Linked DNA regions of Homo sapiens: region 2 is linked to region 1. A link is a contact called in ENCODE Hi-C data. All regions are on one chromosome and are shown on one strand. Each heading gives the region's core, a stretch centred on a gene start or an enhancer-like site at or near the end of the contact. The rest is flanking DNA. Distances are from core to core; before and after follow the strand shown.

Region 1 (7,050 bases), core at 1,908-4,407:
AGGCTGGTTAATAACAGCAATGCCACATTGCCTTTCTTTAATGAATGGCCGATTATGAGGGCTCTTTCTTTGGTTGTGAAGGGTTAGGCCAAGAATATTGATCCCCTAGAAGCCAAGAACTAAAACCAAATCTTTCCTATTTTGAAATGTGGGAAGTTTCATTTGGTGAATAGACAAGCACACAAATAGTCATTTTCTTCTTATGACACCTTTGTTTCCCACAGTTCAACATTCTTGGACTTGAGAGTGTTCAAATTTGGCTCATTTAATATCACTAGACAGACAATATTGTAAATGTATACTGGAAAAAACTATAGCCAAGGAACCTTACATATATTATTCCTATAAGACATTGCACATGTAAGCATACATTTCAATCATATATACAAACATTTCTAATGTAATAATTTATTGCAGTAGATTTTTACACTTAAATTTGAATAGTATAAAATCACTTAACTCACTAATATAAAACACATTTTCACAATCCTTCTCCCTTTTTATGTGTCAAAATAATTTTCACGATTAAATTTAACTTTATTCACAATATTTAGTGAATAACAGATTTCATGTTTTGTGGCCTATATATACATATGTTCTTTATGTTCCAGTGTATAGTATTTTTGTCTCAAACCTATAAGTCAGTAGGTGAAAAGCTCAGGGACGATAATTTTGTAGTTTATCATCACAAAACAGTATATTTAATATTCCAGTCTATGTAATTACACATGCTAGTGTTTTCCCATTGCTCCAGCCAGAGTCTGTGAATGACAAGAGTGTCTTTACAGAGCCTGTAAAGGAATATGGTTCTGGAGAAATCAGTCCAATTATTTTAACAATGCAAGGGCATAACCGATACAAAATAAGCTTGTCAATACGACATCTTCAGAAAAACAAAAACCCACATAGATGCCACTGCTGTTCACAGTTTTGTTATCACGACTGTAATTTTTAAGTCACTATTCTTTTATTAAAATGAACAAAACAAGCCTAACTTTTACATAAATCTGATGGCCTGAAACAGTTTTAATTCACGTTCATAATTACAATCAAAGCTTTTGTGTGTGTGTGTGTGTGTGTGTGTGTGTGTGTGTGAATGAACTGAACATAAATCGTAGGAAGACTTAAAGAGTTAACCGTTTGTAGATGTTCCTACTTGCACATACCACAGGGCTAGGTCAAATCCAAACTGCCAAAGAAAGAAGGCAAGCAAGTTCTCCCTGAAGGGCAGGCCACCATGTGAATAAAACCTCCAGACAGATCATGTTCTAAATGTGCCGCAGCATACCAAAAAGTGAGGAAAATACGGAAACAGAATCATGCTGTTTGACTTCTGCATCGTGTTAACTATTTTTTTTAAAAAACTGCTCTAACTACTAAAGAAGGAAATTATGCTTAGCATAAAAATATTCCAGCACTGAGTGATTGGTACGTTTTACTTCTCTCTTCCAGGGAAACTACTTACACTTATTGATTTTAAACACCTTCACCTCAGCAGCGCATGTAAGTGAGACACTGTAAGTTAACTGTACCTTAAAGAGATCAGTATATAGATGGTTCTGGCGACCAAGATTACAACAAAAGACAAACAACACAGAATTTTTAAAGAGCTGAATAGTCAGTCAAGGATGCATACTCTCAGTCTGGGCTAGCTCTTTTTTGGAAAGGTTGCCAAGAATGTCCTTATTCCCTCCAGAGTTATTTTTCACTCCACTACCTCTGACTAGGTGCATCGCCAGTGCAAGAAAATGCGAGAAGCCTCTGTTTCTGTTGCAAGCAACACCTGGACCTCCAAGGAAAATGAGCACTTTCTTGCTAGGAACAGTCTCAAACATTTTCAAGGGTGAGTCTCCCCTTCTCCAGGTTTAACCCTCTTCCTCCGTAGCTGGAGAGGCTCTCCTACTCGTGCCCGCCGCCTTCTTCCTCCCGGCGAGGATTCCAGGGCCACAACCAGGGCAGCTGCACGCCAGGCCGGCCTGGGTAGCCGGGATGACACCAGGGTTTGCCAACGCCAAACAGGGCGCAGACTCCCCGGCGCGCTCCGGACTCTCCACTCGCCTAAACCTGCTCTCAAGTGAAAAGGAGTGGGAGGAGGAGGATTGGGAGGGGGCGGGGGGCGGAGGGGATCTGTTAATTCGAGGTCCTGGGGGTGTGGGAGCGGGAGGCGGCTCCGCTGATCCCTCCTCCCTCCCCGAGTCCTGGGCTCCACCTCCTCCGCAGGCCCCCAGATATACACACACAGCCGCGGCTGGACATGCACACCCAGTGCCGGCTCCGGGCGCGCACACATGCAGGTAGCCACACTCACCTGAGCCGGTGCAGAGGGCGGCCTGGGCTGGGAAGGGGCCCCCTGCGCCGCGGGAGTGGGGAGAGCGGGAGGTGCCACAGCGCGGACCTGCGAACTGAGGTGATGGCCCGTTTTCCTTAACTCTCCTGCAGCACCTCCGCCCCTGCGCCGGCTCGGCTCTGGCCACAGCAGCGAGGACAGAGGGGCCCCGGGCGCGGCGGACTCGCGGGCGCACGCTCCCAGGAGCGCGCCGAGAGGGGCGCCGCGGCGCAGGAAACTTGGGCGAAGTTAGTTGCAAGTGCCAGGCGGCTGCCGAGAAGAGCGAGGCGGGGACGCGGCCGGTGCCAGGCCTGCGGCGCCGCGTGGAGGCTGCGCTGCCCTCCGCGGCCGGCGAGCTCCGGGAGCCCTAAGTCGGCAGGCGCGCCTGAAGGGGCTCGGAGCGAACAGAGCCGGCATGGCCCAGGGGACGGCCGGACGCGGCTCCTCGGCGAGCCGGGAGAACTTCCTCTGAGGCCGGGCGACCAACGCTTGCTCAAGCCTCATCCACCCTCCTTCCTCGCCCCACCCGTCAGTCCAGCAGCGGGAGAGGAAGACTCGAGAGGCAGGTGCTGCGGGGGACAGCTCCCCCCTCCAAAAAAAAAAAATCACCCAGCCGATTGGGGGTTTCCCATCGGCGCACCCTGCCCGGAGCCAAGAAGACAGGCTGGTGCTGCTGTATTTGTATTTATATCCATTGCTGCGCTCTGCGTTCTCGTGGCACGCCTGGACACTCCTCCGCCTCCCCCTCCTCTTCCTCCTCCAGGGCCACCTCCCCGCCTTCCCCACCCCCATCTGCTTCTGTCAAATGAGAAAGTCACCGAGGAGAACCCAAACACTCCAGCCGCTGAGAGCCCCCTTTGGCACTTGGCAGCACGCGGCGGCGGGCTCCTCGGCTCAACTTCGAGGAGTCTCCGCGACGCAACTTTTGGGGACGCTTTGCATTTAAGAGAGAACGACCGAGGAGGAGGAGCGCTCTGCCCGGCCGCCGCTACCTGCGGGGAGCTCACCAGCAAACGCCACTGCAGACGAAGGACCCAAAGAACGTAAAGGGCAAACTGCCGCCGCGGGGAGGGGGCACCGCCGAGAAGTTAGAGTGTCCCAGAGACAACCTGCTCGAGCGCTCGGCCGGAGACACTAAGGCGGCCCGGGGCGCGGCGTGGCCCTGGGCTGGTCCCCCAGCCCCCTCCTCCGGGGCGGGAGCGACGCCGGGGCGCGACGAGCCCCGGCCGGCCGAGCGGGTCTCCGCGGGCAGCCAACATTGATTTCCTCCGGGCCGAGGGCGAGGGCCCGGGAGGCGGCGGGCTGCAGCCGCGGCAGGGCGAGAGCATGTCCAAGCCGGTGGACCACGTCAAGCGGCCCATGAACGCCTTCATGGTGTGGTCGCGGGCTCAGCGGCGCAAGATGGCCCAGGAGAACCCCAAGATGCACAACTCGGAGATCAGCAAGCGCTTGGGCGCCGAGTGGAAACTGCTCACAGAGTCGGAGAAGCGGCCGTTCATCGACGAGGCCAAGCGTCTACGCGCCATGCACATGAAGGAGCACCCCGACTACAAGTACCGGCCGCGGCGCAAGCCCAAGACGCTGCTCAAGAAGGACAAGTTCGCCTTCCCGGTGCCCTACGGCCTGGGCGGCGTGGCGGACGCCGAGCACCCTGCGCTCAAGGCGGGCGCCGGGCTGCACGCGGGGGCGGGCGGCGGCCTGGTGCCTGAGTCGCTGCTCGCCAATCCCGAGAAGGCGGCCGCGGCCGCCGCCGCTGCCGCCGCACGCGTCTTCTTCCCGCAGTCGGCCGCTGCCGCCGCCGCTGCCGCCGCCGCCGCCGCCGCGGGCAGCCCCTACTCGCTGCTCGACCTGGGCTCCAAAATGGCAGAGATCTCGTCGTCCTCGTCCGGCCTCCCGTACGCGTCGTCGCTGGGCTACCCGACCGCGGGCGCGGGCGCCTTCCACGGCGCGGCGGCGGCGGCTGCAGCGGCGGCCGCCGCCGCCGGGGGGCACACGCACTCGCACCCCAGCCCGGGCAACCCGGGCTACATGATCCCGTGCAACTGCAGCGCGTGGCCCAGCCCCGGGCTGCAGCCGCCGCTCGCCTACATCCTGCTGCCGGGCATGGGCAAGCCCCAGCTGGACCCCTACCCCGCGGCCTACGCTGCCGCGCTATGACCCCGCGGGGCCGCCTCGCGAGGACCGGTGTGCACACGTGTACATATGTATAGGTACGAGCGCTGCGGCCTCCCCGTGCGCCCTCCCGCGACCGGGGGCCCGGTTTGTATGTACATAGAATGTATAGGTGCCAGGTAGAGGCAGAGAGGCCAGGCGGGGCAGGAGTGGCCAAGCGCGCAAGGGCGCGGGCGAGCAGGCCTGTGAATTCGCAGGATCATTTCAGACCCGCACTTCGGCAGCCAACTCGAAAGCAGGCGGTTGTGTGCGGCAGCAGTTGGCGTTTGCTTTGCACTTCGGAACCTGTTGCGTTTTGACCCACGGAGGTGGAGGAGTAACTTTTTGACATGTTGGCCTTTCCAGTTTTGTTGGAAGTTTCATGGTCGGTTTTGTTTTTGTTTCTCATTCTTCTTCCTCGCCCCTCAGCCCCCCAACCCCCAACCCCCTCCCGGTCCGTGTTGCATGCACGCTGTTCAAATGTGAGGTCTGAAATGGCTGGCACACGGGAAAAGCTGCTTGTGTCATTCGTTTCTGGGAGTGGGATGGCTCTGAGCAGCCTCGCCTCCCTGTTTGTACTATTTGAACTTTGCAGATCTCTGTTCTCTCAAGCAGAACTCCCAACCAGATCCATTCTTGACCAGTGACCGGCTCGAATCTGGCCTTTTGTGTGAGATGATCACGGTTTCTTTTGTTTATCACGCCATTTGCAAATCAGAGCAAGAGCTCTTTCTCAAGGGCAAGAAACGCAAACAAGAAATATTTGTGAGATGAAAGTTGTCAATTGGATTTTCTTCCTAAACAAACAACAACAACAAACTACTAGAAGTCTCCCTGAGTCCACTCGCTTGGATTTCTGACACAGTTTACAAAAAAGGAAAAAGGCACTGCTCCTATTTTCCCTTATGGCTGAGTTCACCTTAAGATTGTAAATGTGTATATGTCAGTGAAAACATTGAGGCTTGGAAAATGTGTTATTTTCGTTGCCCTAAGTTTGAGTCGACTTTAGACTCAAAAACATTTTGAGCGAATATCAAAGTTAACTTTTAAAAATTGCGAAACTATTTCAGAATCGCAATTTTATCGAAGATTAAATCAGACTTTTTTGTCTGGTAATTATATATTTATTATTTAGCAAAACTGAAGAAAAAAAGCACAGAATTGTTTCAACAGATGTCTCTCATTTTCAGCTAGCATTTCTCTCCCAAGTTGAGCTGGTTTAATGTGTTTTGGATTTCCCTCCTCAATTGGCTTATTTTTTAGATCACCTGCAATTCATTTGCAAATTGCAATAAAACACATTTTAGAAAAAAGGAACCTTCAATTATTAGCTTTGTTTCTTTTTAAATGTATATATTTTGACTAATGTTTGTGAATGAAGTTGGCTAACATGTATTTAGTTTCATTTTGGCTTTATGTAATATAAAGTTTTTAAAATTTTAAATATGGTTTTAACCTTTATGTGTAAATGATTTTCTAGTGTGACCTTCTAATTTAATATTAGACGTCTAAGGTATATCTGTAAATTAGAATCCGACTATCACTCTGTTCATTTTTTTTGAACAAAGAGTTTAAATAAAGCCTGAACCAGGGAAAAGAAAAATCTTCTATTTCTTGTTGAGTTCCTAACAAGATTTTTATCTGAATTGCCCTTACGTGCCTGGTCCAGGTGAAGTGTAAGGTATCCTCCAAAGGCACCCTTTGTTTCACTTTTGAATAGATTTACTAGGAAATCTAAATCAAGCCATTGTTATTCAGAGCCAAAAACCTGATTTATCACATTTTTAATCGTGAATAGGAAAGAAGATTTTTAAAAAGCCCAAGTCGTTGTATTAGCTTTAACAACAACAAAAAAAAGGCATTCATGAACCAGTAGAACAGAGCCCATTGAAAACATCCAGACCTTTCAAAGCATTTCACCAGTTTCTAGTAACATTTTAAGAGGGGAAAGTTGCTTGACCACTTTATCTTGTTAGTTGAAGAGCCCCACCACTTAAATCAGTGTAATTTGTTCTCCTATCTTTGGGGTATTCCTTGTTGACACCTTAAGGTTTTATTTGGAAGGATAATCACTACTAACGACAAAGTACAAATTTTGGCCTCTTTAGGACTTAATTTTGTTATGCTAATCGCATTAAAGTAGAAGTATAACATTCAAATGGAGAGGGTTGGATTTCTAGGGCTAGACAAATTGCTACTAAAGTTTGAAAAATCATAAAGGATTTTAATTTTAGACAAGAAATAGAAGACTGTCAGAAAAAAAAAAATAGGAAGATCTCGCCCCCCCGCAACCAAAATGGAAATTCTCAAGATACTATATACAAGTCTTAAACCAGTTTCCCCATTGAGACCATCTCTGGAGCTGCACGTCTTTATAAACGACCCAAGTCTTTAAAGTCATTGTTTTCCCCCAACGGAATAATATTTTAAAAACCATGAAAAGTTTTGGAAATGTGAGAAATAGGCTCTGCTGGTTTGACCCTGATTCACTAATTAAAATGATCCCTCTCCTGTTATTCCCTGAGCTCTTTGCAATATTATAAGTTAATTCATATGGTTCTGAGCGATTATGC
Region 2 (7,627 bases), core at 3,358-5,857, 5.3 Mb before region 1:
GTTTCTCCAATGTATATGATTTTTGGAAGAGTGCATTTTCAAGGTGAGAATTTTTGATGTGTCTGATAATCTGCCAGATATGAGAGGAATGTCACAATAAAATTGGTTTTGCCATGATATGAAATGTTGTTGCTGAAGCTTTATAAAGTCTTTGATTTACATTTAGAACTTTTAGAAATATTTGTGTGTCTGAAGTTGAACTACCTAGAGGGAAATATTCAATCCATTTTAATTTCAAGAGATTGTTCAAATAAACAAAGAATCACCAATGATATCATTTGAAAACCCAGCAAAGGAAGAAGTGTATTTTAGAGGAAGACTGTAATCTGATTCTTTGTTTTGTTCTTGGTCTTTAAAATCCTTGATTCTCCACTTTCGCAAAGAATTTTCAATAGTATATGAAAGCCAAATATTTTTATTGATCTAAAGTTTAAAAAAGTCCACATAGTATGTACTATAATTTGTCTCCCTTTAAACAATAGGAAGAGTATTATTAGATTACTAGATTACTTTCTATATCCCTCCCAAATTGTTCCTAGAAAGAAACTTCTGATCTGTTAATTTATCATCACTAATATCTAAAAATGTTTTAACCAATCAAACCATAAAAATATTTTTACTGCCATTGATCTTAAGCAGCATCTAATTTGAAAGATTTTACAGAGTACATTTTCAAAGCATCAAGCATCTTTACAGTTTCTTGGTCTGCCTTCAGTAGGTAAATGAGTATCATTTCAGATTTCCTTTCAGCTTCTTTTGCCTTTTAATTCACAAGTATAGAAAATAAGAGAGGTTAATGTTTTTAAACATTTCTGCTACACGCGATTATTTCAGTGCCATTCTCTGGTGTTGTGTCTGAAAAACGGGTGGCCAAGCCCGCTGCCCGCAGCGCCAGACATTCAGCCGGATCCACCCCTGGGCACAGTCATCAGGGGAAAGAGATTCAGCTTCCAAACTTGATTAAAAACAACCCAACAATTTCTGCCCCGTTAAAGAACTGTGTGATTGGAGAAGCTGAGTAAATTGCCTCAGAGAGGAGGTGGCTGAGGTCTATGTCTCTTTCAAGTGGGAGCATCGAGAAGCTGAAATATGCAGTTAGAGAGTGTGCTGCAGAAGGGCAGCTTGTCCACCAAAATCTGCAGTTAAAGTCCACTTTACAGGATTTAGGTGCTGAGATGGAGTGATTCTCCCTTATAATTTTTTCATCTTAATTTGAAAGGAAAAAGAAAACACACACACATGCCAAAGACCCACAGAGATGCTTAGGAATTGTTAACTTATTTCTGAGTTACTGAGACCTTTTGTTTTCTATTTAGAAAATATTTCAAAATATACTTCTCCCCTGAAAGTTACAATCTGAAAGATATAATTACAAGAAAAACACTAGGAGGGGAAAAATGAAGTAGGAATGAGGAGTGTGTAGGTTGGTGAATAAAATACATAACTGTCAGCATCTTTTTAATGATACATTGTTGTTGTTGTTTGGTTTGTGATATTTTTTATAGTAAAAACTAGACATCCAAACAGGAATCCAAATATGAATGGAAGTGGGAAGTTTTCTGGTGTGTTTCAACACTAAAATGAACACTATGTCTCTATGTGTCTGTGTGTTCTCCTTCAATTCATTTTTTTTACCCCAGAAAGTGGTGCAATTTGTTAATTTTTTTGTGGGCACAGGAGGAGGAAAATATGATACATTTGGGGATTTTTCAGTAGAGCTGTGTTTAGTTTTAATTTTCCTGTATTTTAAAATAAACACTTTGACCAAAGCATGTTTGATCTTTGCAAGAAGGAAGTATACATTGTGAAGGAATGTGCAGCGGTTGGGTATGAAAATGGGGTTGTGACTCACAGCTGCAGGCAGAAAAAAAAAAGGCGTCGTGGTGTCAGCCAGAGGTGTTCAGTCTAATAATTCAAGCTGTAAACTGCATCCCCTAAAATTACCTACATAATAAATCATTGTGCAAAGAAAAAAAAGTTTGGACTGAAAAGTGTAAGTGAAACAGAATCCTCAGGAGATTTCAATGCTGGGACCTATTGACAATGAAGTGAAATACAGGCTTATTTTGTTCAAAACTTTAAGGATCAGAATAATGGAAATTTCTCTAGCACAACTGATTTTTTTTTTCTGGCTTGGGTTTCAACGCATTTCTACCTAGTCTGTCACAAAAATGGGCTTATATATTTCTCTCCTGATCACACAGCCAAAACTGCTTTATAGAATTTACAGTCGACTTAATGCAGTTTCAAGAAAAAGCTCACTCAAGAATGGCTTTATTTTTATAAAAGTGATTATACGTAAGTTATCAAATGCATATCAAGAATGGAGGCAGAAATCTTTCTGACAATTCTTTTAGATTCCTGTCTCATATTACAATGTTGCTTGTAGGTACCAAAGAAACCACAAAATTTGTGTAACGTGGTAAATTAGCTTGCCTAAGAATTCACTGCTAGGTTGAAATACTTAGACACTGCGGTTGGCAAAGCCAGTGCCAAGTCCTGGAGACTTGAGAAACGTGAACATTTGGGGAAAAAATGCACCGTTTGGAGTAGAAAGGAGCTCCGTGGCGGGAGAAAAGATGAAATTGTCAAGAGGAAGTTTAAAGGCCAAGGACACACGAAGTCTTTGAAACAATAAGGGTGAAGAAGTCAAGAAGCAGACTCGCCAAAGCCATATTGAAACAATTTATTTTATAGGATCCCTATATTTCCATAATTAGTAAACAGAGTCACACTGGAAACACGGGCTGTGGGCTCTCGAGCTCACACGGGCCTCTCGAAGAGGAGAAAGTCAAGTTGTCACGGGTCTCTTTCGCCTGGGTATTTCACAGGAAAATACAAGGAGGCGGGAGGCCCGAGAAAGCTGACTCCAGCGAAGTTTGCAATAAGGATTAACTGGAGAAAGGAAGTCCACAGCAATTAAAACCCCTACCCTGGCTCATTAGTATTCATGACTGAATGTCCAGCTTTTCTGTTTATCTTTCTCCCAGGATCAATATCGGAGCAGCGTGGGCCTGGGAGGAGCCCAAGTTGGGCCCGGCATGCGCCTGACCTTTCGCGCCCTCCCTCCAGGTCAGCGCATCTTCAGAACCGCCGGCCAACGCCACACAAACGCTCATTAAATCCACCATTCACAGGCGGGCCGGCGGAGGCTGGGGGACGAGCCCGGGGGTGAGGACGGGGCCAGGGGCACGCAGACCCAGGCGACTCCAAAGAGTTTCGGGAAACCACACTCGGCCACCTAACCACTGTGGGCCCAGTGGGCCAAGAGAGAGAAAAGAACAAGAACCAGCTCTGGATGCAGCGAGAGGCTCCAGCGCAGCTCCTGGCAGGCCCTCGCTGGCTCGGCCTTGTTCCAGACCCTAAGTTTAGGGGGGCTTTGCCTGGTGGTAGGGGGGAGACTGGCAACATAAGAGCCGGGGTGAAAAGGGAACCACACCCACACCTCCAGTTCTGCCAGTCAGGAGCCTCTGTAGGCCTCCGCCGGCCTCCGCGGAGCAGCCCAGTCGCTGAGCGTTAACTGCGATGATTATCTCTGACATTATTATTATTTCTACCCCCCACCTTCTCCAGCAGCTCTGAGCTCCCTTCTGCTCCCCAGGGCCACCGGCTTGGCCTTTAGGACAGAGATAAACCTAGCCCGGGAGGTTGGGAAAGGCAGAGGTTGAGGCCAGGTTCAGGGGACGCGGGGGCCAGGCAGCTCTTCCCTTACTCCAGATTTCCTTGGAGGTGAGGGGGCGCTCCCCTCCCTACACCCGAGGGCTGGAGGGCGCGCGGGCAGGCAAGGCAGCCTGGCCTCTCTCAGCCCCTGGAAGTGGGCTTGGGAGACCCAACTGCAGGGAGCCTTAGTCCCACGCCAGTGGCGCGAGTGCCGGCCTGGGGAGTGCCGCCCTGGGTGGGGGAGGACCCTCCGAGGCCGAATTAGGTTGAGAGCGCAGGGCAGGCCCGGTCCCCTCCAAGAGGCGCTAGAAAGGGCTGGGGGAGGTAGGAATGGGAGGAGGGGTGCGGGGAGCATCTCCTGCTGCCCACGCTAACCCACATTTCTGCGGCCTCAGGTCCTTCCCACTCACGCGAGCCTGTGGCTGGGAGGTGCGGAAGCTGAAGGAGGTGAGGGTGTGTGAGCATATGGTGTGAGTGTGTTGTGTGTATGTGTGTCTGTGTGTGTGCGTGTCTGTGTGTGTGCGCGCGCGCAAAGGCAAGGGACCTCCCCACACACTCTCTGCCTGGCAGCTGCGCTGAGCATCCTCTCGCTTCGTGGGGCAGGAGGGATGCTGGACGAGGGCAGGGCCTAGAGCAGGAGAAGGCGAAGCGAGGTGTCACCTCTTCAAAAGCTCGTCGGCTCCTGGGAACAAAAGAGAAACGTGGGAGGGCGACGAGGTGGCCCCAGCACCGAGAGTTCTCGGACTGTCGGGGCGGGGCAGGAGTGGGAGGACCCTGGTCTCGAATTCCCTGCCGAAGATCTTGGCTGTGGCAGCTCGGGGGCGGGGCGAGGCCTGGACTCGCTGGACCTAGTAGCCCACAGCCTTGACCGTGAACTCAGACCCTCAGGATGCCCTGGTTATGGCTTACAAAAGTTCTCATTTGCAACACCCTGTTCAAACGGCCACGGAGGCCTTTTCATGCTCGGGCACCCAGCCGGACTAGCCTGAGGGTTTTTGCCCGATCACCTGATCCAGTCTGGAAGGACCTAGTGTTTTTTTTGTTGTTGTTGTTGTTGTTTTTCCCCCGAAAATAAAAACCCAGCAATGATCTGGTGTCGGGAGGGGGGAAGTGGAGGGGAACTTCTTCCGGTCCAGTTCTGAGCTGCCAGTGAAAAACAGAAACCGTCCATTTAGGTCTGCTGGGGTAACAGTGGGCCAAGGAGCTCCGGGTTTCTGTGGAACCAGAGCGATATCAGACTATAATCAATCCATCCACAAATCATTATTGAACCTTTGGGTTCTGAGGACCTCTTTCCAGGACGTGTCTGCTAAAACAAACAAACAAACAACAACAACAACAACAACAAACCTACCCAAAGCTTCAACCAAGTCTTGATGGAGTGTGATTTTGAGGCCTTTATCACTGAGCCCTTGGAAGCAGGCCTAGCGCGCCCTTCCGATCATTTCGGTGGAGTAGTGTGGGGGAGGGTAGGACCCGAGTCTCTAGTGGGCGCCCGGTGGGTTCCCGCGGGTCCCCGATGCCACGGGTGAGCTCACCAGGGACCTACCGGGACACACCTCCCCCCGTCCTGCCGACCTGGGCGGGAGACCCGTCACCTCGCCGGCCCAGGCCTTCCTTCCTAGCCAACCCTGGGACGCAGAACAGCACAGAGTCCAGGGAAACCCGAGCCTCCGGTACAGTCTGTGATCTGCCCTTGATCTCAGGGTTTTGTGCGGAAAATAAAACCACTTGAGACTGAAAACATCCGTCTGAAAAAGAGACAAAAGGGCTAGGGGGTGGGGAAGAGGAAGAGCGAAGGTGCCGGCCTAGGGAAGAGCTCTGGGACAGCCAGGTATGGGCGTGCGGGTCCTGGGACGAGTTTCTTCCCTCGCGTCCAGCCGGGGCTTGGCCCCAGCAGCCTCCCTCTGCCCATGCCCCAAGCAGAACCGACGCGGCCTCTGATCCTGGAGTGACTTCCTCCCCGCCCCGAACTTCGTGGGATATCACTGAACCAGGGAAAGCTGATACCGATGCCGGTTATCATCCTGGGCATTAATAATGCAGTAAGGATCACGATAATTAATAATAATAATGACGGGCCTCCCGAGGGGGCTCCAGCTGCCTCCGGATAAAGCGACGCTCGCGCTGAGGGGACTTCTTAGGTGGTGGATGGAGGTGAGCGCGAAGGAAGCCGGCCTAGGCTCACTGAAGTTCAAGTTGACGGCGGCGGCTAGCAGAAACCGTGCTCCAGCCGCGGCAGGTTGGGCCTCCCTGCGGGCAGCTACCCGCAGCGCAGCGCGGGATCCCAGAGAGGGGCGAGGGCTAGCTTCAGTTTCGTGTCTCTGGAGTCAAGGCAACAGCAGGTTAGCATTTAGGTCCGTTTAGACAGCCGGGCAGGGATAGGGGTGGGGTTGGGGTGGGGGGGACGCCTGTCCCCCCCACCCCACCCCCAGGCCCAGGCCCAGGCTCCTGAGTGTGGTGCAGGCTGTTGGGCCGCGAGCCCCCGCGTGCGTTCTCAGTTGAGCAATTTTCACATCTTGACACTTCTACACTATTGCCATATCCCCTCCCCTCCATCCAGTCCTTCGGATTCGAAGGGCAGAAAAGAAAGGCCAAAGAGAGAGAATGGACCACCTTGTCGGGTCCGTGACTTGTTTGGACAAAGCCTTGGGAAGCGAGGGACCAGGGACTGGGAGCCCTTTCGAGGAAAAGCGGCTCCCGCCCGCTCCACACATCCTAGGGTGGACTCGGAGACCACTCCCAGGCTGTGATCTTCCTCGTTCATATTTTATTCTCCTGCTGAAAACTAGGATCAGCGCCCCCGCACCTGAAGGGGCCTCGGGTGGCTCTCTGACTTTCAGATGGGGAAAGCAATCGAACCAACTCAAGGCTGTGAGATCGGCCACCTCTTCTGGCCCTTTTTGTTCTTCCCCAGATGGGAAGAAAAGCCCCAAACCCCATGGTAAAATTGCCTTCCCCACCCCCATCTTGTCCTTCTCCTTAGATTTGGGGCTTCTCTCAAAACCAATTTCCACCAAAAAATAAAAAATAAATAAATTTTTAAAAAAGTTGAAACATTTCCAATAGGCCTTTTTGTTCTTGCACAAGTTATGACAAATATTTCATTTGACTCCTTCGTCCCCCCATGGGGGTGGGGGTGCTTTGGAAAACTCTAAACGATTTTCCTCACAGCTTATAATGTGTTCAATGAACTCTCCCAAGGATCAGTAACATATGCCAATTATTTTAATAATTTCGCCTAATATTATTAGGGGTTATAAATTTGATTTTAATGGGGCTCTGATTGCTTCAGGAGTTGGCGCTTGGGCAGTTCGCAGAGCCGCTGGGGAAGGCGAGCCTGGCCTCTGTCACCCTCTGGTCACTCCCCCACCCAAGGCTGGACGCCTTTCCTCCCCACTGAACAGGTATTGTGACCTCCGGGAGGTCAGGGCTGCCCCTCTCTCCCCAAGCACCCCTCAGGCCTGGCCAGCCTGGTCCAGAGGCTCATTCCAGGGCTGGAGGGAAAGGAGAGCAGGGAAGCCGCAGCCATCGCGCCACCCGCGCTCTGCGTCTCCACGGCGGTGCTGCGCGATCCTCTGGAGGTGTCGCTGCCACCACCCAAGTCTTTTTCCAGCTGGGAGAGCTGGAGGGGGGAGGTCCAGCACTGCCCAAGGCCTCTTGGAGCTACTGGGAGAGGGAGATATTTTGATGGCTCAGAAATTTAAAAATAATCTTCCCCATCCCTACCCTTTCGTTATTACAATTATTTTTGCCTTCTTCCTTAGAGTATCTTGTTTGAAAACTCCGATCAGCTCCTGCGGGGAAGGTAGGAAGGCTGTAAACGTGGGAGAAAAGCTGGTGGCTGGGGCTCTGGCTCTCTCACTTCCACCTGGCAATTTTAGTCTCGATATTTTATTCTATTTTTACTGAATTCTTCAAGAGATTCTCTTTCCTTTGGGGCCAACGGTTTGTTGCTTTCCTATCT

The links. Hi-C counts contacts between places; a loop is a spot of excess contacts on that map. Pooled maps may share reads with other maps.
Region 2: a pooled map shows a loop between it and region 1 (15-fold over the local background). The contact joins the enhancer-like site here to the promoter of SOX21 in region 1. A Hi-C loop is called at or near these places in 1 of 168 maps with a recorded cell type or tissue (CD4-positive, alpha-beta memory T cell), 2 of 37 single-sample maps with no recorded cell type and 13 of 50 pooled maps.

The regions. Positions count from the first base shown.
Region 1 is chr13:94,708,652-94,715,701 of GRCh38, reverse strand. SOX21 (SRY-box transcription factor 21) reads left to right here and starts at 3,157. Exons shown (of 1, transcript NM_007084.4): 1 at 3,157-6,080. The coding sequence starts at 3,653. The coding sequence ends at 4,483. It overlaps SOX21-AS1 (SOX21 antisense RNA 1), which reads right to left and starts at 2,986. Exons shown (of 2, transcript NR_046514.1): 1 at 2,309-2,986; 2 at 1-2,064. It overlaps LOC112268114 (a long non-coding RNA gene), which reads left to right and starts at 2,259. Exons shown (of 2, transcript NR_158368.1): 1 at 2,259-2,294; 2 at 2,440-2,982. RefSeq lists an enhancer at 1,932-2,433.
Region 2 is chr13:99,987,396-99,995,022 of GRCh38, reverse strand. It overlaps LINC00554 (long intergenic non-protein coding RNA 554), which reads left to right. Exons shown (of 1, transcript NR_047483.1): 1 at 1-124. Among named protein-coding and RNA genes, the nearest start is that of LINC00554, 6.7 kb to the left of the region's middle. RefSeq lists an enhancer at 3,766-4,715. Within about 2 kb of position 4,607, at least 2 of the 41 ENCODE cell types and tissues checked have a DNase peak (open chromatin) inside an H3K27ac peak, as active enhancers do.